Regions from separate parts of the Homo sapiens genome. Here region 2 is linked to region 1. A link is an interaction called in ENCODE POLR2A ChIA-PET data of the cell type or tissue named here. Cell type or tissue: OCI-LY7. All regions are shown on one strand. Links, peaks and the distances in the headings refer to the core of each region. The heading gives the core; the rest is flanking DNA. Region 1 overlaps NLRP4 (NLR family pyrin domain containing 4). Region 2 overlaps NLRP11 (NLR family pyrin domain containing 11).

Region 1 (12,426 bases), core at 2,466-10,465:
TTTACAGGAAACCCTTATTTAATTGCAAAAATAAAAATGCTTGAATTAAAACATACATACTGGAAAGTACACACAATGGTTAAGTGCCAGCCAACGCACTGTCATGAATTTAAGGCACTTGAGTTACCAGTATCCAGGTCAAGAAACAGAGCAGGTTCATCATTCTCCTGTACCCCTCTCCTTCACTATCTTAACAAAAGTAACCGCTGTCTGATATGGTTCGGCTGTGTCCCCACCCAACCCTCACGTCGAACTGTAATCCCAGTGTTGGAGGAGGGGCCTGGGGGGTGACGGAATCATGGGGGTGGTTTCTAGTGATTTACCACCATCCCCTAGAGCTGTTCCTGTGACAGAGTCCTCACGCGACCTGGTTGCTTGGAACTGTGTAGCGCCTCCCTCTTCTCTCTTCTTCCTGCTCCCCCATGTAAGACGTGCCTGCTTTCCCTTTGCCTTCTGCCACCATTGTAAGTTTCCTGAGGCCTCCCCAGAAGCAGAAGCCTGTACATCCTTCAGAACCATAAGCCAATTACACCTCTTTTATTTATAAATTCCCAGTCTCAGGTATGTCTTTATAGCAGCGCGAGAACGTGTGAATACACTGCCCGAACCTCCAACACCAGAGCCTTGTCCATCTTTGAACTTCACAGGAATAAAGCCATAGGATGTACTCTTGAGTCTGGCTCATTGCCATCAACAATGTCTGAGATTTGTCCAGGTTTTTGCATACGACCGAGAGTGTTCTTTCTCATGGAACAGGAGCATGTAACCACAGGTTTCTTATCCAACTTACTGTCAGTGGTATTTCCACTTCTCAGAGATTATGAACACCTGCTGGGAATGCTTTAGTGCCTGTCTTTCAGCAAACTGAGACAGGTCCCTCTGTCGAATGTGCACCTCCAGGTGGAATTATTGGGTTACATAATCTGCCAGAATCCATGAAGGCTGAATACACACAGTTTTCCGAAATGGCTACATCAATTGGGAAACTTTAACTTCCCTATCCAAGTTCTCAGGAAACTAAGTTTGCATACAAATCATAGAAGGAAAAAGTGGATGTCTTCAAATATGCAGCCCCCTCCCCCAACACAAAAAGAAATACATAGTCTTCTCTGAAACCCAATCAGTGGTCTCAATAAACAGAGACTTACGCTATAGTCTTCTCTGAAACCCAATCAGTGGTCTCAATAAACGGAGACTTACGCTATAGTCTTCTCTGAAACCCAATCAGTGGTCTCAATAAACAGAGACTTACGCTATAGTCTTCTCTGAAACCCAATCAGTGGTCTCAATAAACAGAGACTTACGCTATAGTCTTCTCTGAAACCCAATCAGTGGTCTCAATAAACAGAGACTTACGCTATAGTCTTCTCTGAAACCCAATCAGTGGTCTCAATAACGGAGACTTACGCTATAGTCTTCTCTGAAACCCAATCAGTGGTCTCAATAAACGGAGACTTACGCTATAGTCTTCTCTGAAACCCAATCAGTGGTCTCAATAAACGGAGACTTACGCTATAGTCTTCTCTGAAACCCAATCAGTGGTCTCAATAAACGGAGACTTACGCTATAGTCTTCTCTGAAACCCAATCAGTGGTCTCAATAAACGGAGACTTATGCTATAGTTTTCTCTGAAACCTAATCAGTGGTCTCAATAAACGGAGACTTAGGCTATAGTCTTCTCTGAAACCCAATCAGTGGTCTCAATAAACGGAGACTTACGCTAGCTCTTTGACGTTGCCTGCTGGGTAGTTCAAGGCATCACAGAGGGACCTGATGTCATCACGAGAGAGTTTCGTGAGGGTGAAGCTCAGGTATTTCAAGTCTGGCTGATAAAAGAGCACCTCAAAGAGCAGAACACTCTGGCCAGAAAAGGAAACGTTATTTATTCTGCAAAAACAAAGAAAATTTTGGATGAGTTTCATCTAATGGGAGCACAGCCTGCACACCTGTGTTTGTCTCTCATCATCCATCATGAACTCATTCTCTGATTTCACAGCCCAATGACACAGCTCAGTAGTTCTCAACTTGAGAGATTTTGCCCCCACAAGGGACAGCTGGCAGTGTCTGGACACTATTTTGGTTATCTGGACAAGGGGATGCTATTAGGATCTAGAGGGTAGAGACCAGGGATGCATCTTAACACCCTACAACGCACAGAACAACCCCTATGATGAAGAATGATCTGCATGAGATGTCTGTAAGTGCTGAGGTTGAGCAACTGCTCTGGATGTTAATTCTTTGCTTGTGCAGTTAGCCTCGACTGAAAGCTAGAGGTGAGATGAATAGGTCATCTCCGTGACATACTCGAGTCGAAGTCGATTCTCAACTCACCCAAGCTTCTGAAGGCGACAGCTGGGATGCCTCAGCTGGTTACACCAGGTCACAAAGGTCGACTCGCTGAGGGTGCTGTCCTGCACCTGGAGCTCTCTGAGGTGCCCGCTGGTGGTGAGCACAGAGCAGATGTGATGCCAACAGATGAGGCTGTAATCCGACCTGTGGTCAAGAAAGGACGAGCTTTCCACAGGCAGGCGGTCAACACGAGCCACTTGTAACACATATACGCACTACGCTGTCTTCTCAAACAGAAGATGTCTGAGGCAGAGCCTCCCTCAGTCAGAAGGAACGGGACCCTTCAGGTAAGTCACCTTATGTTAGTGGTTCTCAACCTGGGGTGACGTTTCCCCCCAGGGGACATTTGGGGATGTCTAGAGGCCTTTTTGGATGTTAGAGCTTAAGGGAGGGGTGCTTCTGGCATCTAGTGAGTACAGACCAGGGATGTTTCTGAACATCCTACAATGCACAGGAGAGCCCCCCACTGTAACAGGAGAGCCAGCCCCCAAAACATCACCAGTGCCAAGGCTGAGAAACCCTGTCTCACATCCAAAATAGGTTTATTTTTTGAGATGGAGTTTCACTCTTGTTGCCCAGGCTGGAGTGCAATGGCACAATCTTGGCTCACTGCAACCTCTACCTCCCAGGTTCAAGCGATTCTCCTGCCTCAGCCTCCTGAGTAGCTGGGATAATAGGTGCGTGCCACCATGCCTGGCTAATTTTTGTATTTTTAGTAGAGACGGGGTTTCGCCATGTTGGTCAGGCTGGTTTACAGTAAAAGATGAGGCAGCACAGCCCAGCCATTAAGTCGACATCTTCAGCCTAGGCTCAGCCCTAAAACTCTCCATGTCCTAAATACAGGATCCTTGACTGGATAGGATCCAGCTCACTTGACTTCTTTGCCCCAGTTTCCTCACCTGTAACAGGATAATAGGATCCACCTCATATGATTCTTTTGGTTTTTGAGATGGGGTCTTGCTCTATTGCCCAGGCTGGGTTATACAGTGGCACGATCATGGCTCACCGCAGTCTCTTACTTCTGGGCTCAAGCAAGCAATCCTCCTGCTTCAGCCTCCCTCAAGTAGCTGTGCTACAGGCACATGCCACCACACCTGGCTAATTAAAAAAAAAATTTTGTAGAAGTGGGGTCCTGCTATTTTTCCCAGGCTGGTCTTAGCCCCCTGGCTTCAAGCATCCTCCTGCTCAGCTTCTCAAAGTGTTGGGGTTATAGGCATGAGCTGTAAGTTAAAATGTATATGATTTGGCCGGGCACGGTGGCTCACGCCTGTAATCCCAGCACTTTGAGAGGCCGAGGTGGGCAGATCACGAGGTCAGGAGATCGAGACCATCCTGGCCAACACGGTGAAACCCTGTCTCTACTAAAAACACAAAAAATTAGCTGGGTGTGGTGGCGGGCCCCTCTAGTCCCAGCTATTCGGGAGGCCGAGGCAGGAGAATGGCGTGAACCTGGGAGGCGGAGCTTGCAGTGAGCCAAGATCTCGCCACTGCACTCCAGCCTGGGTGACAAAGCAAAACTCCATTTCAGAAAAAAAAAAAAAAAGAACAAGAAGAAAATTTGTATGATTTGTGTTTTGTTTTTTTTTTTTTTTTTTTTTTTTTTGGAGATGAGAGTCTCACTGTCACCCAGCCTGGAGGGCAGTGGTGCGATCTCAGCTCACTGCAACCTCTGCCTCCCGGGCTCAAGTGATTCTCCGGCCTCAGCCTCCCAAGTAGCTGGGATTACAGGTGTGCGCTACACACCCGGCTAATTTTTGTATTTTTAGTGGAGACGAGGTGTCACCATGTTGGTCAGGCTAGTCTCGAACTCCTGACCTTAAGTGATCCACCTGCCTCAGCCTCCCACAGTGGTAGGGTTACAGGCATGAGCCACCACACCCGGGCTGTATGATTTTTTAGACTAAGTTTTCAAAGGTAACTTGCAGCTGAGAGGTCAAGACACAGGGAGTGTGGTGCTATGGAAAAATATCGATTATAGTACTGATCAGCTAATACTTGAGAAAGTAGGAAACACTCTTCACACAGGTCCTCATATTCACTCCTCACAATACAATTATTATTCCCCCTTCTGTAATGGGGCCACTGCAGCCACAAAAGGGCAAGGCTCACAGACAAAGTCTAAGAGCTCCTAAAATGTTGGGCCAGGATGTGAGCTGAGGTTTTGTGGCAGAAAAAATGAGTTTCTAACCATGATCCTATATTAAACACTCCCTCAGCAAAACCCACTTGGGAATACAGACAGATTCTGAGAAGAGAGAAAAAGTCATAGGATGGACTCACGTAGAGCTGTGTTCATCCTCTTTCTTAAAGACATTTTGAACGGAAAAACAGAGTTTCCTCAAGCTGGAGCAGTATTTTAAGCAGTAGGCAGAAACCACCAAGTCCACGTTGTCAATAATATGAAAGTTAGCTTCTTGGAGGAGGTTCACTGCCTGCTTCACAAAGGCAGGATCCTGCATTTCAAAGAGACAGTAAAATATCGCCAAGGAATCCACCTGTCCCTGAGGATTGCCACGCTCCCCTAAGCTCTTCAGGCACTGGTGAATTTGCTGCTTTATCTCTTGGGACAGTTGGAAGCCAAAAAACGCATCCAGTTTTTCTTGTTCCTTTTTATTTAAAAGGCCAGTTAGAAAACACCCCAAAAAAATCCAATGTGCTCTCCTTGCTTTTTCAAAATTGGCAACTAGCAATTCCTGTACACATCTCACAGCTGGGTGAGGATGATCAAGGTGGCTCTTGAGCAAATAGAACAAGGCGGCACAGAACTCCTGGATACACACGTGGAGGAACACGTAGGAGCTCTCACGCTCCCCGTACTTCAGAAGTATCTTGGTGCCCAGCAGCGCAGGGATGTCAGCGTCAACAACCCCATTTCTCCGGAGGTCGTCTTCACAAAACTCAAATGTGTCTGTCCACATACCCTCTGCAGCCAGGGAGCACAGGGCCTTCAGCTGGTGCTGGGTTTGCGGAGTCGGGCCCTCGGCACCCTCAGGTGTGAACAGGTTAAAGACGAAAGAGGAGTACACAGAGGTAGTGCTCTGGCAGGTCAGGGCCAGGTCTTTTCCTTTCTGCATCTCTTGCTTCAGACTGGTACACAGGATCCAGCAGAGGAGCGGGATTTGGCATATGGAAAACAGCTGTTCACTTTCTCTTACAAGATTGAAGGCTTCCATGGCTCTTTTCGGGTCTTTGAAGAAACAGCAGAAATACACTAACCTATCACTCTCGTTGAATCCCCGGGGCTGGTAGATTTCTGAGATCGTCACCTGATCCCGGAGCTCCTTCGGGCACACGGGTTTGATAGCGATGAGCAGGGAGGCCTCCGGGAGCATCTTCTTCCTCAGCAAACTGCTCAGAAGCACCTGCACCGGCCGTTTCTCCATCAAGTCACCACACAGATCCGAATCGGGTTCGTTCAAGCCGCCCTGCAGCTCTTCGAAGCTGTCGATGACGAACAAGAGTCTCTCCGGTTGAGACACGATCTCTGTTATAGGAGCAGCGGGGTCAGGCCACTCTCTGGAAATCAAGTCAGCCAAACTCGTTGGCGGCAACTCCCTCAGTTCTCTGCAGCAGAAATAGAACGTGTACAGGAACCTATCCCGAAAGATCTTGTTGTCCGACCAGGCCATCATCAGCTTCATCAGGAGTGTCGTTTTTCCAATTCCTTGTGGTCCTTGAATGATCACTGTACGTGGCTGTTTCCCAGCTTCCTTGGGAGCAAAAAGGCGGTCCAAATGGTCACATTCTTCTTGCTTGACTTCCTCCTCAAAGTATAGGTGAATCTCAGTGACAGACTTGCTGGACCATAAGCGGCTGAATTTCTGCTTTGCGTGAGCTTGATAGGTCTTTGTGTATCCTGAGTCAGTGAGGGCAAGAGGAGAGAAAACCCACAAAGTTAAGCATTCCTGCATATATTCTTTTTTTCTTCTCAGGATGTATCTTTCCAGGGGTCTACACACTGTGGCCCCCAGGCCAAACCTGGTCAGTCTCCTCTTGTAAATAAAGTTTCATTAGAACTCACTACACCATTCACGGGTATATTGTCTACAGGAGCCTTCCTGATTGAATAGCAGAGCTGAACAGCTATGAGAGACCGTATGACTCACAAAGCCTAAAATGGAAACCATATGGTCCTCTACACAAAAAGGTTGACAACTTCTGCTTTCAATAGACACACACACACACACACACACACACACACACATTCATTGCTACTACGTAAAGTTTGACAACTTCTGCTTTCAATAGACACACACACACACATATACATTCATTGCTACTATGTAAAGTTTGACAACTTCTGCTTTCAATAGACACATACACAGGTATTCATTGCTACGATGATAGCAAAATAAATGGAAAATAGCTATATGACTATCAAGACCAGTTAAATAATTTATGAGACACAAGCTATTATACAAATATTAAAAGTATGGAATAATCTCTTCATATGGATAAGCAACAGGACGGTGTCTATAGCATGTACTCAATTTGCATAAACAAGGGATTTATATACACATATAGGTTTCACATATAGGGACTAGATCTGAAAGTCCACCTAAAAAGGACCTGACCTAGGCAGTTGCCTCCAGAAGAGAGAGGAGATGCAGTAGAGAGGATAGAATGGCACCTCGCATCCATTCCAACTTTATGCCAGTGAGCTTTCTTTCAATGGCAGAATTCTCAAAAGAAAAGCCAATCAAAAAATCCAACAACAGGCCGGGGCAGTGGTTCATGCCTGTAATCCCAGAACTTTGGGAGGCCAAGGTGGGCAGATCATGAAGTCAAGAGATCAAGACCATCCTGGCCAACATGGTGAAACCCTGTCTCTACTAAAAATACAAAAATTAGCCGGGCGTGGTGGTGTGTGCCTGTAGTCCCAGCTACTTGGGAGGCTGAGGCAGGAGAATCGCTTGAACCCGGGAGGCAGAGGTTGCAGTGAGCTGAGATGGCACTGCTGTACTCTAACGTGGGCAACAGAAGGAGGCTCCGTCTCAAAAAAAAAAAAAAAAAAAAAAGATCCAGCAACAGTGATGACCAAGCCCTACGCATCCCACAACCCCTCGTAGCTAAGATCAAGGTACAGATTAAGTTCTGCGATTGGCCCTCACTCTCATGACACTGGAAGGGGAAGGGGAGTGGAGTCTATCTTCTGCCTGTTTTGCTGCCAGCTTCCATGAACACACAGACGCTGGACTCTTCTGTAACAGAAGGCTTGTCTCCAGTTGCTGTAGTTGGCTGGGCGCAGTGGCTCACGCCTATAATCCCAGCACTTTGGGAGGCTGAGGCAGGCAGATCACTTCAGGCTAGGAGATCGAGACCAGCCTGGTCAACATGGTGAAACCCCATCTCTACTAAAAATACAAAAATTAGCTGGGCGTGGTGGTACAGGCCTATAATCCCAGCTACTCGGGAGGCCAGGGCAGAAGAATCGCTTGAACCTGGGAGGTGGAGGTTGCAGTGAGCAGAGATTGCACCACTGTAATCTAGCCCTGGCAATAGAGCGAGACTGTCTCGAAAACTAAAACCAGTTGCTGTGGTCATTGATTTTAAGCAGCTGCTACACTGGTGAGCTTCCCGATTTCTGAATCATAGCTGTCGTGGTGTATTTCTAAAGCCACAGTTCTAACAGTGAGCTTCCCATCTCCCACTTTCCTCTTTGCAGGAGAGGCAGCAGCTCCCTGATACTATAGTTCTTACAGTCATCTCTGGAGCACCAGCCTAGAGGCTGATCCTTCAGCCAGGCCGAAAACTCCTTTACAGTTATCTGTTCCTTAAATAACTAGTACGATGTTTATATTCTGCAAGTGAGTAGCTGCTGATGGACTGGAGATGTAGGGGGCAGTTGTAGATGGGAAATTTTCCCTATGCCCCGCATAATAGTTACTGGATTTGATTGGATGCAGGTGAAAGATATAATCCAGTGCCCACAGACTGCTGACAGTAGGTAATGCTACCTTAAGTTTTTGGGGAGAACAAGGGATTCCCCCAATCTTTCAGTCCCCTGAAGTCCCTAACTGGTGAAAATGCCATCTGACATTGGTGAAGATCCTATTAGCATCTTAAGCTAAGTTGTTTGCCCATTCCCCAATGGCTTCCTGCTTTCCTGGTCTTCTCAGCTGTTCTGGAGATTTCGGTGACATGTTTGGTTGCTCATAAGGGGAATTAAGTGGGTACAACCTCAAACCAACTGTGAAAAGAGAGAAGTGTAAGTACCCAGTGGAAGATCTAACTTTAGACCTGCTTACATTTTATTTTAGCAATATTCTAAAATGGTTCCATGTGCAAAGAATGTTCTTCTTTATATAAATTACTTTTTTGAGACAGGGTCTCACTCTGTTACCCAGGCTGGAGTGCAGTGGCACAAACACAGCTCACTGCAGCCTCATCCTCCTGGGCTGAAGTGATCCTCCTGCCTCAGCTTCCAGGGTAGCTGAGACCTCAGCGTGTGACACCAAAACACTCCAGGAAACATGGGGGAATTTGTTTAAAAATTTGGACTGGGTGGCCAGGTGTGGTGGTTCACACCTGTAATCCTAGCCCTTTGGGAAGCCAAGGCGGGCGGATCACCGGAGGTCAGCAGTTCAACACCAGCCTGGCCAACATGGCAAAATCCCGTCTCTACTAAAAATATAAAAACTAGCTGGGCGTGGTGGTGAGCGCCTTATAATCCCAGCTACTCCGGAGGCTGAGGCAGGAGAACCGCATGAACCTGGGGGGTTCAGTGAGGTTGCAGTGAGCCAAAATCATGCTACTTTACTCCAGCCTGGGTGAAAGAGTGAAACTCCGTCTCAAAGAAAAAAAAATTGGACTGGGAGGGGTTTTTTCCAAGTGATGTTCCAAATCAAGAAAATGAGCAAGAAAGGCTAGCATCGCCAAAAATGGAAACTCTCAAATTATTTTATTTCAAACCAATTATTTTAATCCTCAATATTAAGGAAATTTCCCTGTAACTACTACCAGAATCAATTCCAATTTCACTGGAACAAGATATTACAGATTCTTAACATTTTCAATGTCTCATATTCAAAATCTGGCACTCAAAATTACCGGACATACTAGGAGACTGTATGACCAGATAAAGAGAAAAAGAAACAGTAGAAACAGACCTATAAATGTTAAAATCTTCAGGCAAATTTTAAAATAATTTAAAATGCTCAATAAAATAGAAGATGGAATAAATATTGAGAAAAAATGGAAGTCTGTGAAAAAGGCAAACTGCATAAATAAAACATGTGAACTAAATTTAAGAAATCAAGGCCAGGCATGGTGGCTCATGCCTGTAATCCCAATACTTAGAGAGGCTGAGGTGTGCAGATCACCTGAGGTCAGGAGTTCGAGACCAGCCTGGCCAACATGGGGAAACCCTGTTTCTACTAAAAATACAAAAAAATTAGCCGGGTGTGGTGGCGGGCATCTGAAATCCCAGCTGCTCAGGAGGCTGAGGCAGGAGAATCACTTGAACCCAGGAGGTGGAAGCTGCAGTGGGCCGAGATTGCACCACTGCACTCCAGCCTGGGCGACAGAGCGTGACTCTGTATCAAAGAAGAAAGAAAGAAGGAAAGAGAGAAATAGAGAGAAAGACAGAAAGAGAGAGAGAAAGAGAAAGAGAAAGAAAGAGAAAGAGAGAGAGAGAGAGAAAGAGATAGCAAGAGAGAAAGAGAGAGGAAGAGAGAGAAAGACAGAACGAGAGAGAGAAAGAGACAGCAAGAAAGAAAGAGAAAGAGAGAGAGAGAGAAAGAGAGACAGAAAGAGAGAGAGAGAGAGAAAGAGAAAGAGAAAGAAAAAGGAAAAGAGAAAGAGAAAGAAAGAGTGAGTCTAGGCCAGTATGGTGGCTCAGGCCTGTAATCCCAGCACTTTGGGAGGCCAAGGCAGGAGGATCACTTGAGCCCAGGAGTTTGAGACCAGCCTGGGCAATATAGTGAGAGCTCATCTCTACAATTTTTTTTTAAAAGGTTAGCCAGGTGTGCAATTAGCCAAGCGTGGTGGCACACACCTGTAGTCCCAGCTACTTGGGAGGCTGAGGTGGCAGATCATTTAGCCCAGGAAGTTGAGGCTGCAGTGAGCCGTGATGATGCCACGGCACTCCACCCTGGGTGACAGAGCCAGACCCTGTGTCAAACAAACAAGAAAGTCCAGTAGGTGTAACTGGAGTCCCAGAAGAATAAACAGAAGAATGGAATACACAGACAATGGCTAAAATTGAGAACTGAAGAAAGTTACTGAACCTCAGATGCAAGAATATTAAAGAATCCCAATCAGGATGAAAACAAAGCCACATCCAGGCACATCACAGTAAGACACTGAACAACAACAAAGAAAAACAATTTGGCAGTAAAGTTGAAAGAGCTATATCCTGCCATTGATAACGCAAATGTGCAAAGTAACAGTTAACACCTTATGCCAGGATAAATACAAATGTGACTCTAAAAGCCATATTGCTTATAGATCATTGCTTGTCTGATGTGAACTTTGGCTAAATACATGATTACACCAGTCAACCTCAGTTCACTGTATCCTCTACCGCAGGTGTTAATTGCTCTTGCAAATAAGTCAGGTGCATAGTTCTTATGCAACGACTTCACCTCACAGAGTTTCTGGCTTGACTGCAAGTTCTCAGCTTAGGGTAAAAATCATTGGTGACCCAGATAAAGGTACAATACAGGTTAGGACATAATAGCCACTGACATTTTACCCACATGTAACCACCACGTCTAAGAGACCATTTCCTGCCTACAAGGACAATATTTTCAGGCTGGGCATGGTGGATCATGCCTATAATCCCAGCACTTTGGGAGGCCAAGATGGGTGGATCACCTGAGGTTGGGAGTTCAAGACCAGCCTGGCCAACATGGTGAAACCCCATCTCTACTAAAAATACAAAAATTAGCCAGGCATGGTGGCAGGCGCCTGTAATTCCAGCTACTCAGGAGGCTGAGGCAGGAGAATCACTTGAACCTGGGAGGTGGAGGTTGCGGTGAGCCAAGATCACACTACTGCACTGTCTGGGCAACAAAGTGCGACTCCGTCTACCAAAAAAAAAAAAAAAAAAACCTAATATTTTCCCATAGCACATTCAGGTCCTGTTGTAGACAGGCAGAGACCACTCACCAAAATTAGGACATAGTCCTCATTATAAGAAGGCTTCCCCCTTCCCAGACTCCCTCACCTGTTCTCTCCCTCATGACCTTCATGCAGAGATCCTTTCTATCCATCTTTTGAAAGATTCTTAAGGTTATGTTCCAAGCTTGTTGTTCTTCATAGTGCTTGATCAAGAGGTTTGCAAGTTCTTCCCGGGATGCTTTTTTGACCTCAGTCCAGGGAATCTGCTTGAGTTCAAGCTGCAAAGTCATTTGCTTGAGATGTTCTTTAAATTTCCTGAACTCCTCCTTTTTGAGCTCCTCCAGATACCACATAAGACCAAAATCAGAGAAGAAAGAGGCTGCCATCTTTTCTGGAGCAGAGATACCAATCCTCAAAGAGACAGTGACCAGGAACAATAAATAAATAAAACCTGTAGAAAATTCAGGACAGTGCCAAGTTATTACAAATAAATGGATCAAGATTACCATTATATAGTATCTTGCTAGTACTGGGGGGATGGCAATGAAGGCGGAAAGTTATTTAATTACATTCATCTCACCTTCTCATTCAAATGGTCATGAAAGTCTCAATAATGGATGGGGGAATCAGAGATACAATAATCCAGAAGATACAAGAATCCTATAGTCACCTGACATAGCCTCAATATCCAGGCAAATATAGACTTTACATTTTTGGAAATTACACCGCAGCTTCGGAAATTACACCGCAGCCTCGGACATTACACCGCAGCCTCGGACATTACACCGCAGCCTCGGACATTACACCGCAGCCTCGGACATTACACCGCAGCCTCGGACATTACACCGCAGCCACGGACATTACACCGCAGCCTCGGACATTACACCGCAGCCTCGGACATTACACCGCAGCCACGGACATTACACCGCAGCCTCGGTAAATTACACCGCAGCCACGGACATTACACCGCAGCCACGGACATTACACCGCAGCCTCGGACATTACACCGCAGCC
Region 2 (12,426 bases), core at 926-8,925, 55 kb after region 1:
CAAAAATGGGTCAGGGTAGGAGTCTAACAGTTTCTTTCCTACAGAATGCGTTAGAATCAGGTGAAAAGCAGCTGTACTTGCCTAAACAGTCACTGGGAAAATTAGTATTTATCTGAGTTTATAATAGCTCTATAGGAAATGGCACTAAAATATTCAGTACACATCAACATATATGATCTTAGGATTCTGGAAGCCCAGGAGTTAACTTTATTTTCATTCAAGAAGAATGCCTACTTTGTTTGAGGTGCTAGTCTAAGCACTAGGATATATCAATGGGGGGAAAAAAGACAAATTTCCTTGTTTGCTATCTGATGAGACAGAATATAGGCAGACATAATAAGTACACGCATTTTAAAGTATTTTAGGATAATGGTGTTACGGGGGGAAAAGAATGGCAAGGTCAGGGTGCATAAGTGGGTATTTAGGGGTGTGGGAGGGTACAGGCTGTAGTAATAAGTTCCACAGAGAAAGTGAGATTTGAGCAAAGACTTGAATGAGGTGAAAGAATGAGCCAGATAAACTGTTGGTCATCCCCTGGGATGGGAGGGATCCATGAAACAAAGGCTTTGAGTTCAGAGACCTACATGTTTAGACCAGTGTGAGGCAGGAAGGGTATTACGGAGATGGCTCACAAGTATGTATGGCATGATCATGGTGTTGTAAACCAGTGTCAGGACTGGGTTTTCTGGAGTGAGGTGAGGCATTTTGAGGGGTTTTGAGCAGAGATGCCATAATTTAGCTTGCATTTTAAGAAGCTCATTCTGGATACCGCGTTTAAAAATGGCCAATCGGGGAGCATAGGGCAGAATCTGAAAGCTCAGAGGAGGCTCTTTTTCTTGGCATTTGCCAGGTGAGAATCAATGGTGCCTCTGAGGGTGTGAATAGTAGAGGTTGGTGAGGTGCGAACTCCGGGGCATATGTTGACAAAGGATGATTCCTTGATTAAATCTAGACTAGGAGAGAGAATTGTCCCAAGATCTTTGTTTTGAAAACTGCCATGTGAGAGTTGCCACTGAGTTGGGAAATGACGGCGAGAGCCAGAATCTGAGGAAGGTCAGTCTAAAGTTGTTTGAGCTAAAGCTGTGATGTCTATTAGGTGTCCAGAGAGCAGTGTGTAATGTTTCTGAACTGAAGGTAAAATGTGGGTGTCGTTCATGTATACATGTGTATAACACAAATGTGTATTTAAAGCCAAGGACTGAGTTCACCAAGGATAGGAATGTTGCTCAGGAAGCAAAACGATCCAAAGACTGATGCCCGGAGTTCTCCAACATAAAGTGATTGGGGAGAAAAGCAGAAACTAGCGAAGGCCTTTGAGGGAGTGGTCATTAGGCTAGAAGGTAAAGTAAAGGGTGTGGTATCCTCGGATCCCAGTGAGGCAAGTTTCCCAACGAAGGAAAGGTCAACTGTGTCAGATGGCAGTCCTTATTCAAGGAGACTGAAGACTGAGAATTGGCCAATGACATTAGCAAGGTAGAAGTCATTGTTGGCCAAGAACAGTTCTGGAAGGGTAGTGAGAGCAGAAAAGCCTAATTGAAAATGATGAAAGGAGAACTGAAGACTTTTAGGGCGGGTGCAGTGGCTCATGCCTGTAATCCCAGCACTTTGAGAGGCTGAGGCGGGTGGATCACTTGAGGTTGGGAGTTCGAGACCAGCCTGGCCAACATGGTGAAACCCCATCTCTACTAAAAACACAAAAATTAGCCGGGTGTGGCGGCATGCAACTGTAATCCCAGCTACTTGGGAGGCTGAGGCAGGAGAATCGCTTAAACCCGGGAGGCGCAGGCCACGGTGAGCTGAGATTGTGGCACTGCACTCCAGCCTGGGTGACAGAGTGAGACTCCATTGTGTGTATTTAAAAAAAAAAACAAAACCTTAAACAGTTTTGTTGCAACATGGGGCAAAGACTTGGGAGAGAAGTTGTTTGTGTAAAATGGGGATCAGGAGAATTGCTAGGTAAAGGACTCTGAAAATACGGCAACATGGAAAACATCCAGTCTCCCACCGAGTCGCCACATAGGCTGGGAAGTAAATTAAAAGGGCTTCCCGTGTGTTCTATGCCTGGATTTGCCATAGGATCCTCAATCCTCCAAGGGTTGGCCAGCTTCCACATTTCCCTTCCCGTCTCTTTCCTTTAATGTTGAGTTGGAGATTCCTAACTCTTTTCTCTAGGTGGCCCTTAGAGACAATGACCAAAGCTGTTGCCCTGATGTCCTGCTGCAACTCCAAGGGAGTAATGAGAAATGTTCTTCCGGGGTTGGGGGTGAGGGCCGGTGGTGGTGGTGGGACTCTAGGACAACTTCTTTTTCCTCAATGAAATTGTGAATTATTTGTTATTATTTTTTGAGTCAGCGTCTTGCTCTGTCACCCAGGCTAGAGTGCAGTGCGTGATCTCAGCTCACTGCAACCTCCACCTGCAGGGTTCAAGCGATTCTTCTGTCTCAGCCTCCTGAGTAGCTGGGACTAGAGGTGCACGCCACCACGCCTGGCTAATTTTTGTATTTTAAATAGAAACAGGGTTTCACTATGTTAGCCAGGATGGTCTCGATTTCTTGACCTCGTGATCCACCTGTCTCGGCCTCCCAAAGTGCTGAGATTACAGGGGTGAGCCACCGCACCCAGCCGTGAATTGTTATTTTTTTAACTTCAGGTTCAGTGGTACATGTGCAAGTTTGTTTATGTAGGTAAACTTGTGTCACAGGTTTGACGTACATATTTTGTATATAGACTATAAGACTGTACGCCCAGCTACTAAGCCTAGTACTCATTTATTTTTTCCTGATCCTCTCCCTCCTCCCCTCAAGTACACCTCAGTGTCTGTTGTTCTCCTCTTCAGGTCCATGAGTTCTCATCATTTAGCTCCCTCTTACAAGCGAGAACATGCAGTATTTGGTTCTGTTCCTGTGATAGTTTGCTAAGGATAATGGCCTCCAACTCCATATTCCTGCCCCCGCCAAAAAAAAAAAATGCTCTCTTTTTTATGGCTGCATAGTATTCCATGGTATATATGTATCACGTTTATCCAATCTTGTTGCTAGGCATTAGGTTGATTGCATGTCTTTGCTATTGTGAATAGTGCTGCATTGAACATTCATGTGCATGTATCTTTTTGGTAGAATAACTTGTATTCCTTTGGGTATATACCCAGTAATGGGATTGCTGGGTCAAATGGTAGTTCTGCTTTTAGCTCTTTGAGGAATCACTACACTGCTTTCCGCAATGGTCGAATTAATTTACACTCCCACCAACAGTGGGAACATCCTTGCCAGCATCTGTTTTATTTATACACACACACACATATATATATATACATAATTTGTTTTTCGAGGTGGAGTCTTGCTCTGTCACCCAGGCTAGGGTGCAGTGGCACAATCTCGGCTCACTGCAACCTCCACTTCCCAGGTTCAAGTGATTGTTCTGCCTCAGCCTCCTGAGTAGCTGGGATTACAGACATGCACCACCAAGCTGGCTAATTTTTTGTATTTTTGGTAGAGACGGGGTTTCACCATGTTGGCCAGACTGGTTTCAAACTCCTGACCTCAAGTGATCCACCCACCTTGGCCTCCCAAAGTGCTAGGATTACAGGCATGAGCCTCCACGCCCAGCCTGTTATTTTTTGATTCTTAAATCGTAGCCATTCTGACTGGTGTAAGATGGTATCTCGTGGTTTTGATTTGCTTTTCTCTAATGATCAGTGACATTGAGCTTGTTTTCATATGCTTGTTGTCTGCATGTATGTCACCTTCTGAAAACTGTCTGTTATACCCTTTGCCCACTTTTTAATGAGGTTATCTTTTTCTTGTAAATTTAAGTTCCTTATAGATGCGGGTATTAGACGTTTGTCAGATGCATTGTTTGCAAAGGTTTTCTCCCATTCTGCAGGTTGACTGTTTGCTCTGATAGTTTCTTTTGCTGTACAGAAGCACTTCTGTTTAATTACTTCCCATTTGTCATTTTTTGCTTTTGTTGCAATTGTTCTTGGTATCTTCATGATGAAATCTTTGCCCATTCCTATGTCCAGAATGGTATTGCCTAGTTTTTGTTTTGTTTTGTTTGTTTTTGTTTTTATAACGGAATCTTGCTCTGTTCCCCAGTACAGTGGCATGATCTCGGCTCACTGCAACCTCCGCCTCCCAGGTTCAAGTGCTTCTCCTGCCTCAGCCTCCCAAGTAGTTGAGACTACAGGCACCCGCCACCACGCCCAGCTAATTTTTGTGTTTTTAGTAGAGGCAGGGTTTCACTATGTTGGCCAGGCTGGTCTTGAACTCCTGACCTTGTGATCTGCCCATCTGAGTCTCCCAAAGTGCTGGGATTACAGGCATGAGTCACTGTGCCCAGCGCCTCCAAGTTTTTAATAGTTTTGCACTTCATTTTGTCTGTAATCCATCTTGAGTTGGTTTTTGTATGTGGTGTGAAGAAGGCATTCAGTTTCAGTCTTCTGCATATGACTAGCCAGTTACCCCAGCACCATTTATTGAAAAGGGAGTCTTTTCTCCACTGCTTGTCTTTGTCAGCTTTGTTGAAGATCAGACGGTTGTAGTTGTGTGGCCTCATTTCTGGGTTCTCTATTCTGTTCTGTTGGTCTATGTGTCTGTTTTTGTACCAGTACCATGCTGTTTTGGTTATCATAGCCCTATAGTATAGTTGGAAATCAGGTAGCGTGATGCCTCCAGCTTTGTTCTTTTTGCTTAGGATTGATTGTCTTGGGTATTGGGGCTCTTTTTTTGTTCTATATGAACTTTAAATAGTTCTTCTAGTTTCTGTGAAGAATGCCATTGGTAATTTCATAGGAATAGCATTGAATCTGTAAATTGCTTTGGGCAGTATGGCCATTTTAACAATATTGATTCTTCTCTCCATGAGCATGGAATGTTTTTTCCATTTGTTTGTGTCATCTGATCTCTTTGAGCAGTGTTTTGTAATTCTCCTTTTGATCTTTCACCTCTCTGGTTAGCTGTATTCCTAGGTATTCTTTGTGAGCAATTGTGGATAGAATTACATTTCCGATTTGGCTCTCAGCTTGGCTGTCGTTGGTGTATAGGAATGCTAGTGATTTTTGTACATTGATTTTATTTTTTTCTTTTTGTATCCTGAAACTTTTGCAGTTTATCAGCTGAAGATTTGGGGCTGAGACTATGGGGTTTTCTGGATATGGAATCATGTCATCTGCAAACAGTGATAGTTTGACTTCTTCTCTTCCTATTTGGATGCCATTTATTTCTTCCTCTTGCCTGATTGCTCTGGCTGGGACTGCTGAAACGGAGTAATTTACATGTGGTTGATTGTGTGGCTATTATCAGCCATCAGCATATTTTGTCTTTTGCTCTCAGTGTAGAAAAACATGGTTAAACTTGTGCATGTGGATGTATCTTAATATCTTTGTGCATGTGGATGTATTCTTAGTATCCGGCTTGTGGGTCCCACTTAAGAAAGGTCATGAGGTGAACACACCATAAAGACCCAGGGGATTACTTCAAAGTCAACAGGCTGACCTTGGAATTAGCAATAGTCTTCTGACCTGACTAGAAATTTAAGATCGAGAGCCATGTGTGAGGATGTAATCCACTGAGAATCTTTGTTACAGGATGAAGTGAGGCAGGCAGGAGAAATTGTGGAGAAGATGTTCAGACCTTCACTAGTGCTTTCCTGCTATTATGTCTTCCACAGGTTGTCCTATGTCTCGACTGCTTCTGGTTTTGAAGACTTACTCAAGGCTTTGGCTCGTAATCGGAGCCTGACATACCTGAGTATCAACTGTACGTCCATTTCCCTAAATATGTTTTCACTTCTGCATGACATCCTGCACGAGCCCACATGCCAAATAAGTCATCTGAGGTGAGTTGTTGCTCGGCTGAAAGCTCAGTGCATGTGAGGGGAATGCCTGGGTGTTGGTGGATAGAGGTGCCCCTTCAATAACACTACCTGCTCCTACCTTTTGATGTCACTCATTCCTCAATTTTTTTAGCACGTGGTTTGTTTCTTTCACCAACATTATTCCTGCCTTTTGATTTCAATTTCTACATTGATATTTCATATAACATGGCTTCTCCCTCCCTTGACTGATATTTCTCTAATGATCTAATTCCTCTGGTCATTCTGAAGTAGACTACTGGTCAAACCCTAAAACACTGTCTAGTGGAAATTATTCAAGCCACAAACTGAAATTTTCCAGTAGCCACATTAAAAAGTAAAAGGAAGCAAGTGAAACTAATTTTTTTTTTTTTTTTGAGATGGAGTTTCGCCCTTGTTGCCCAGGCTAGAGTGCAGTGGCACAGTCTCAGCTCACCGCAACCTCTGACTTCCAGGTTCAAGTGATTCTTTTGCCTCAGCCTCCCAAGTAGCTGGGATTTCAGGTATGTGCCACCATGCCCAGCTAATTTTGTATATTTAGTAGAGACAGGGTTTCTCCATGTTGGTCAGGCTTGTCTCAAACTCCCAACCTCAGGTGATCCACAGGCCTCAGCCTCCCAAAGTGCTGAGATTACAGGTGTGAGCCACTGTGCCCAGCCTTGAAACTAATTTTAACAGTATTTAACCCAGCATATCAAATTATATCCATATGTCATTAATGCAAAAAGCTATTGATGTGATTTTATATTCCCTTTTTTGTAAAAGGCTGCAGAACCCAGTATTTCACAGAGAACATCGCCGCTCGGGCACATTTTCATCAGAAATGTTTGACCTCCGTATTGATTTCATAAAATTTACAATTGAGAGAACTAATTCACATGCCCGTGTCCTAAACATACTTAAATCTTCCAATAATTTGGAATCAACCTTTAAATTTAAACTAGCCAAGCCTGGTAGCTCATGCCTATAATCCCAGCGCTTTGGGAGGCAGAGGATGTGGATCACTTGAGGTCAGGAATTCAAGAGTTCGAGACCAGCCTGGCCAACATAGTGAAACTCTACCTCTACTAAAAATACAAAAATTAGCCAGGCATGGTAGCAGGTGCCTGTAATCCCAGCTATGCGAGAGGGTGAAGCAAGATAATCGCTTGAACCCAGGAGGCAGATGTTGCAGTGAGCTGAGATGGCGCCGCTGCACGTTCCAGCCTGGGCAACAAGAGCAAAACTCCATCTCAATAAATAAATAAATGAATAATAAATTCCAATGTAAATGTAGTAAAACTAACAATCCAGTGCCTCAGTCATGCTAGCCACGCTTTGAGTGCTCAGTAGCTCTACTTGCTGGTGACTCAATATTGGATAATACCACTTGCTAGACTTCATCTCCAATAAGTACATTTCGCTTGTACTCTCAATTTCAAGTACCTCATGCTCTAACGGCACCTCCTGTATTCTCAAGCTGCTTTGTCTTGTAAGCAAATCTTCCCACCCTTTAATCCTACTGCGTCCTTCAGCCATTTGAGCAGCAGCTTCCCACCCTTTCACCCCCTTCATCCCTTTCTTTTTGTTTTTGTTTTCATTTTTGTTTTGAGACAGAGTTTCACTCTTTTTGCCCTGGCTGGAGTGCAGTGGTGTGATCTCAGCTCACTAAAACCTCCGCCTCCCGGGTTTAAGCGATTCTCCTGCCTCAGCCTCCCGAGTAGCTGGCATTACAAGAGCTTGCCACCACGTATGGCTAATTTTTGTGTTTTTAGTAGAGATGGGGTTTCACCATGTTGGCCAGGCTGGTCTCCCACCCACCTCAGCCTCCCAAAGTGCTGGAAGCCACTGCACCCAGCCCCTCACTTTCTTTCTGACATAGTTCAAATTCCATGGTTCTTGAGAGTCATTGCCTTCCACCTCACTCAGCATCCCTTCTCCCTATCACATTCTCCCAGCTAAATCCCAACTCTGTTGCCACTTTGTAGTTAGCCTCTCCCCTACCTCAATGCCCCCCTCCCCAAACTCCTTTCATCTTGGAACACATTTTCCTCTTGGCCTTTGGTTTTTCCCAAACCTTGATTATTCCTCCTCAGTCATCTTTACTTGTTTTTCATCTTCCTGGACTCTTATCTTTGGGATATTTCCAAGTGGTTCTAAATGTCTTTTCTATACCCCTTCTATGAGTTCTTATTCATGGCATTAAGTAGCCTCTATGTGATGAAGACTCTTAGGTACTTATTTACAAACATTTCTCCTGGTTTCAGACTCAGTGAAGTATTTGTAGAGATATCAACTTTGATATTTATTTATGAGACAAAGTCTTGCTGTCACCTAGGCTGGAGTCCAGTGGGGTGATCTCGGCTCACTTCAACCTCTGCCTCCCGGGTTCAAGCAATTTTCATGCCTCACCCTCCCAAGTAGCTGGGACCACAGGGGTACACCACCACACCCAGCTAACTTTTATATTTTTGGTAGAGACAGGGTTTTGCCATGTCAGCTAGGCTGGTCTCAAACTCCTGACCTCACGTGATCTGCCCACCTCAGCCTCTTACTTTGATATTTAAATAGGCATTTCAAATACAGATTTTCTTGTGGCCTGGCTTAGACAAATTTTCTAGGTCTGTTGTTAGAGTGGATCCATCTGACTCCTTCCTGCTTCCTTTACTGCTAAGCATGATAGACCAACCCATCTCCCACCTATCTGCAGTACTTCAGCATCTTCCTACCTGTCCACACCTTTGCTTGCTACATGGAAAAGAGTGTAGAAGGGCAACTTTCATCTAGTTTGGATTGTTTTGTTTTCCGGTGTGTGTGTGTGTGTGAGTGTGTGTGTGTGTGTTTGAAGCAAAACATAGCTTTATTTTTTGATATATCAGTTTTACTACAAGGGTAGACTTAACTCTTTTTAGTTTACTTTTAGCTTCAGGGATGCGTGTTCAGGTTTGTTACACAGGTAAACTTGTGTCATGGGAGTTAGTGCAGATTATTTCATCACCCACGTACTAAGCCTAGTACCTCATAGATATTTTTATTTTTTCTGATCCTATCCTCTGAATCTCAGCCCTCAAGTCGGCCCCAGTGTGTATTGTTCCCCTCTATGTGTCCATGTGTTCTCATCATTTAGCTCCCATCTGTAAGTGAGAACATGTGGTATTTGGTTTTCTGTCCTTATGTTAGTTTGCTAAGGATAATGGCAATCTAAGTCAGATCTTGTGACTCTGTCCTTTTAATCTTCAGGCCCTCAACGGCTTTCACTTTCATTCCAAATAGAATACACAGGCCAACGCGACGGCTCACGCCTGGAATCCCAACACTTTGGGAGGCCGAGGCGGGCAGATCACCTGAGGTAAGGCGTTCCAGACAGCCTGACCAACATGGCGAAACCTCGTCTCTACTAAAAATGCAAAATTATCCAAGTATGATGGCGCATGCCTGTAATCCCAGCTACTCGGGAGTCTCAGGCAGGAGAATCACTTGAACCTGGGAGGCGGAGGTTGCGGTGAGCCGAGATCACACCATTGCACTCCACCAGCCTGGGTGACAAGGGCAAAACTCCATCTCAAAAAAAAAAAAAATAATAATAATATAGAATACACCATTTCACGCTGGGTGGCCCTGGCTAACCCTCTCCCCATCTCCTGTTTATGTACCGTGCTGCGGCTGCACTGTTTGTTGTAGATGTTTAAAACACCAAACCTGCTCCTGCTTCTGACTCTTTCCACTCATTTCCTCTGACAGAAATTCCCTTGTCCTAGAGATTCAGAGCTTGCCCTCTTCTCTCAAGTTTCTGTTAAAATTCTTCTACCTTATTTAAGTCAGAGCTTCTGACTCTTCTGTCCTCTAATCTTCAAACCCTCAAGGGCTTCCATTTCATTCAAAATAGAATACACAGGCCAAGTACGATGGCTCAGTGAGAGTCTTCGCTCAGTGCCTGCCCCATAAGGAAGTAGAATACATCCTTTTCTTTCTCTATGACCTACTCTGATTTACTTTCTATAAAGAACTGATCATCTACTAGGCACATGATACATTCAGCCCTGTCTTTACAATGCTAGAATTCCATCGTATTTCTTCCAGTTTTCTGCTGTATCCCAGGAACTTCATACAATGCCTGAAAATAACAATATTTGTTAGTTGAAAGATGGTTATTATTCAAAATCCTCATTGAAGAAGAGAATATTGAGTGACAAGTTGAAGAAAGTGAGACAGCAAACCATGCAGCTATCTGGGGAAAGATCACTTATTTTTATTCTACTTATTTTATTTATTTTTTTTTAGAGATGCGTCTTGCTCAGTTGTCCAGGCTGAAGTGCATTGGTATGATCATAGCTCACTGCAGCCTCGAACTCCTGAGTTCAAGTGATCCGCCCACCTCAGTCTCCCAAGTAGCTGGGACTATAGTCGTGCACCACCACTCCTGGATAATTTAAGGAAAAAAACTTTTTTTAAAAAATAGGGTCCCATGGGGAAAATCACTAAGTAGAGATAAGGGTACTAGACACTAAAGCAAAAATATGCTTGTGGACTTGAGGGAGAGTGAGGAGATCAGGGAGGATGGTACAGAATGAGTAATGAATAGAAAGTTAGACCGGACACAGTGGCTCATGCCTGTAATCGCAGCACTTTGGGAGGCCGAGGCGGGTGGATCCCCTGAGGCCGGGAGTTCAAGACCAGCCTGGCCAACATGGTGAAACCTGGTGTCTACTAAAAATACAAACATTAGCCGGGTGTGGTAACGCATGCCTGTAATCCCAGCTACTCGGGAGGCCGAGGCAGGAGAATCGCTTAAAAACCCGGGAGGCAGAGGTTGCAGTGAGCCGAGATCGCACCATTGCACTCCAGCCTGGGCGACAGAGCAAGACTCCATCTCAAAAAAAAAAAGAAAATAGAGATAGTTGAGAGCCAGAGCATGTGGGGCACCCAAGGCTATGCAGAAAAAACATCAGAAGTCCTTGTAAATGTGATGGTAAGTTGAGGGTCTTGATCAGATTTATAAATGTGATCGTACCCACATCCCATGGTCAGGTGGGATGCTTGATACCTGACTTACCGTTCTGAACCATCACCCTGGAAACCACATGGAGATGAATGCAAAAGAGGAAGGAACTGCCTGCTCACAGCCCTTCGTGAATCTGTAACCTTGCCCAAATTTGAACTCTGAGGAGTGGCATAGGGAGAAGAAAGGTTAGAAGCAAAGGGATCTATTTATTTCCAAGTAGACATCATCGCACTTGGTTAGGTCTCTCTTTTTTTTTTTTTTTAATTTAAAAGAGGGGATAGCTTAAACGCGGGAGCCTCTTTTCATTTCTGAATTCCTCTTACAGCTTGATGAAATGTGATTTGCGAGCCAGCGAATGTGAAGAAATCGCCTCTCTCCTCATCAGTGGCGGGAGTCTGAGAAAACTGACCTTATCCAGCAATCCGCTGAGGAGCGACGGGATGAACATACTGTGTGATGCCTTGCTTCATCCCAACTGCACTCTTATATCACTGGTGTAAGTTGGCTTAGACGAGCTCACCACGTAGAAGCTCAGACTGACTTGAATATCTAAGCACATGATCAAAGAGCAGTGGTGGGGAAAGGGACAGCAAAGCAAAGCAGCCGAAAGCACAGTCTTTGGAGTTCAGTAGGTCTGGGTTAATACTCTGGGTTGACAGCTGATTTGCGAAACGTTGGCAAAAATGTTTCTGGATTTTTTTTCAACTTGTATTTCTCAATCTGGACAGTGGAGTCATAACATGACCAAACATACATCTTTGGAGATAAGAGTTAAAAATGGTGGTCACGGCCGGACGCGGTGGCTCACGCCTGTAATTCCAGTACTTTGGGAGGCCGAGGCAGGCGGATCACAAGGTCAGGAGTTCAAGACCAGCCTGGCCAACACAGTGAAACCCTGTCTCTACTAAAAATACAAAAATTAGCCGGGCGTGGTGGCGGGTACCTGTAGTCCCAGCTGCTTGAGAGGCTGAGGCAAGAGACTTGCTTGAACCCGGGAGGCGGAGGTTGCAGTGAACCGAGATTGTGCCACTGCACTCCAGCCTGGGTGACAGAGCGAGGCTCTGTCTCAAAAAAAATAAAAAATAAAAAATGGTGGTCACAACATTCTAAACACAGCACCTAGGCCATAGCAACTGACTTTCTAAGAGCAGGGAACCTATATTGTTCTCACAGTGAACACGTGAACTGGGTGTCGTGTAGGATGAGATGTGACTGAGAACACAAAGACGAAAGCAAAGGAAAGGTTTGGTGCTAGATTGCCTTGAAATAGGATTTTTTCCCCTGAGTCTCCTTTCAAGAAGGTGGAAGACGGGCTCTCCCTGTATGTAACCGACTGTGGGTTACTCGTAGGTAAGCTCTGTCTGCTCTGGGAAAGTGGCTAGAAAGGCAGACTTCCGGAAGGTTGGGGCATGGCAAACACGATGAAAGATGGCAAAAAAGTGGCAAAAGTGAGGCATAAAGGTACAAAAATGAAGGGCGGAGATCTGTAAAACATGGTCAGAAAACAAAACAGTAAGTAGCTCGGTGTATTTAAGGACATGATTCCCCGTTCACAATTCCAAATTCCAAAAAGACAAAAGAATGCAGTAGGTCAT

What was found. Peaks named below come from ENCODE experiments on the same cell type or tissue, not always from the same donor. Only the 100,000 strongest peaks of a DNase experiment are listed, where the experiment ranks them.
Region 2: POLR2A ChIA-PET joins it to region 1 with 6 read pairs; 3 of 35 experiments call an interaction of 5 or more read pairs at or near these places.

What each region holds. Positions count from the first base shown.
Region 1 is chr19:55,851,453-55,863,878 of GRCh38, reverse strand. It overlaps NLRP4 (NLR family pyrin domain containing 4), which reads right to left. Exons shown (of 10, transcript NM_134444.5): 2 at 11,519-11,863; 3 at 4,630-6,205; 4 at 2,332-2,493; 5 at 1,720-1,887. The coding sequence starts at 11,798. Among named protein-coding and RNA genes, the nearest start is that of NLRP4, 21 kb to the right of the region's middle. In OCI-LY7, for the core only: no CTCF peak of the experiment used is centred there; DNase peaks (open chromatin) are centred at 4,478, 6,518, 8,556 and 10,388; H3K4me3 peaks cover 6,219 bases; H3K27ac peaks cover 6,730 bases.
Region 2 is chr19:55,794,981-55,807,406 of GRCh38, reverse strand. NLRP11 (NLR family pyrin domain containing 11) reads left to right here. Exons shown (of 10, transcript NM_001394894.2): 5 at 5,668-5,835; 6 at 11,157-11,327. Among named protein-coding and RNA genes, the nearest start is that of NLRP11, 31 kb to the left of the region's middle. In OCI-LY7, for the core only: no CTCF peak of the experiment used is centred there; a DNase peak (open chromatin) is centred at 5,766; H3K4me3 peaks cover 2,067 bases; H3K27ac peaks cover 1,393 bases.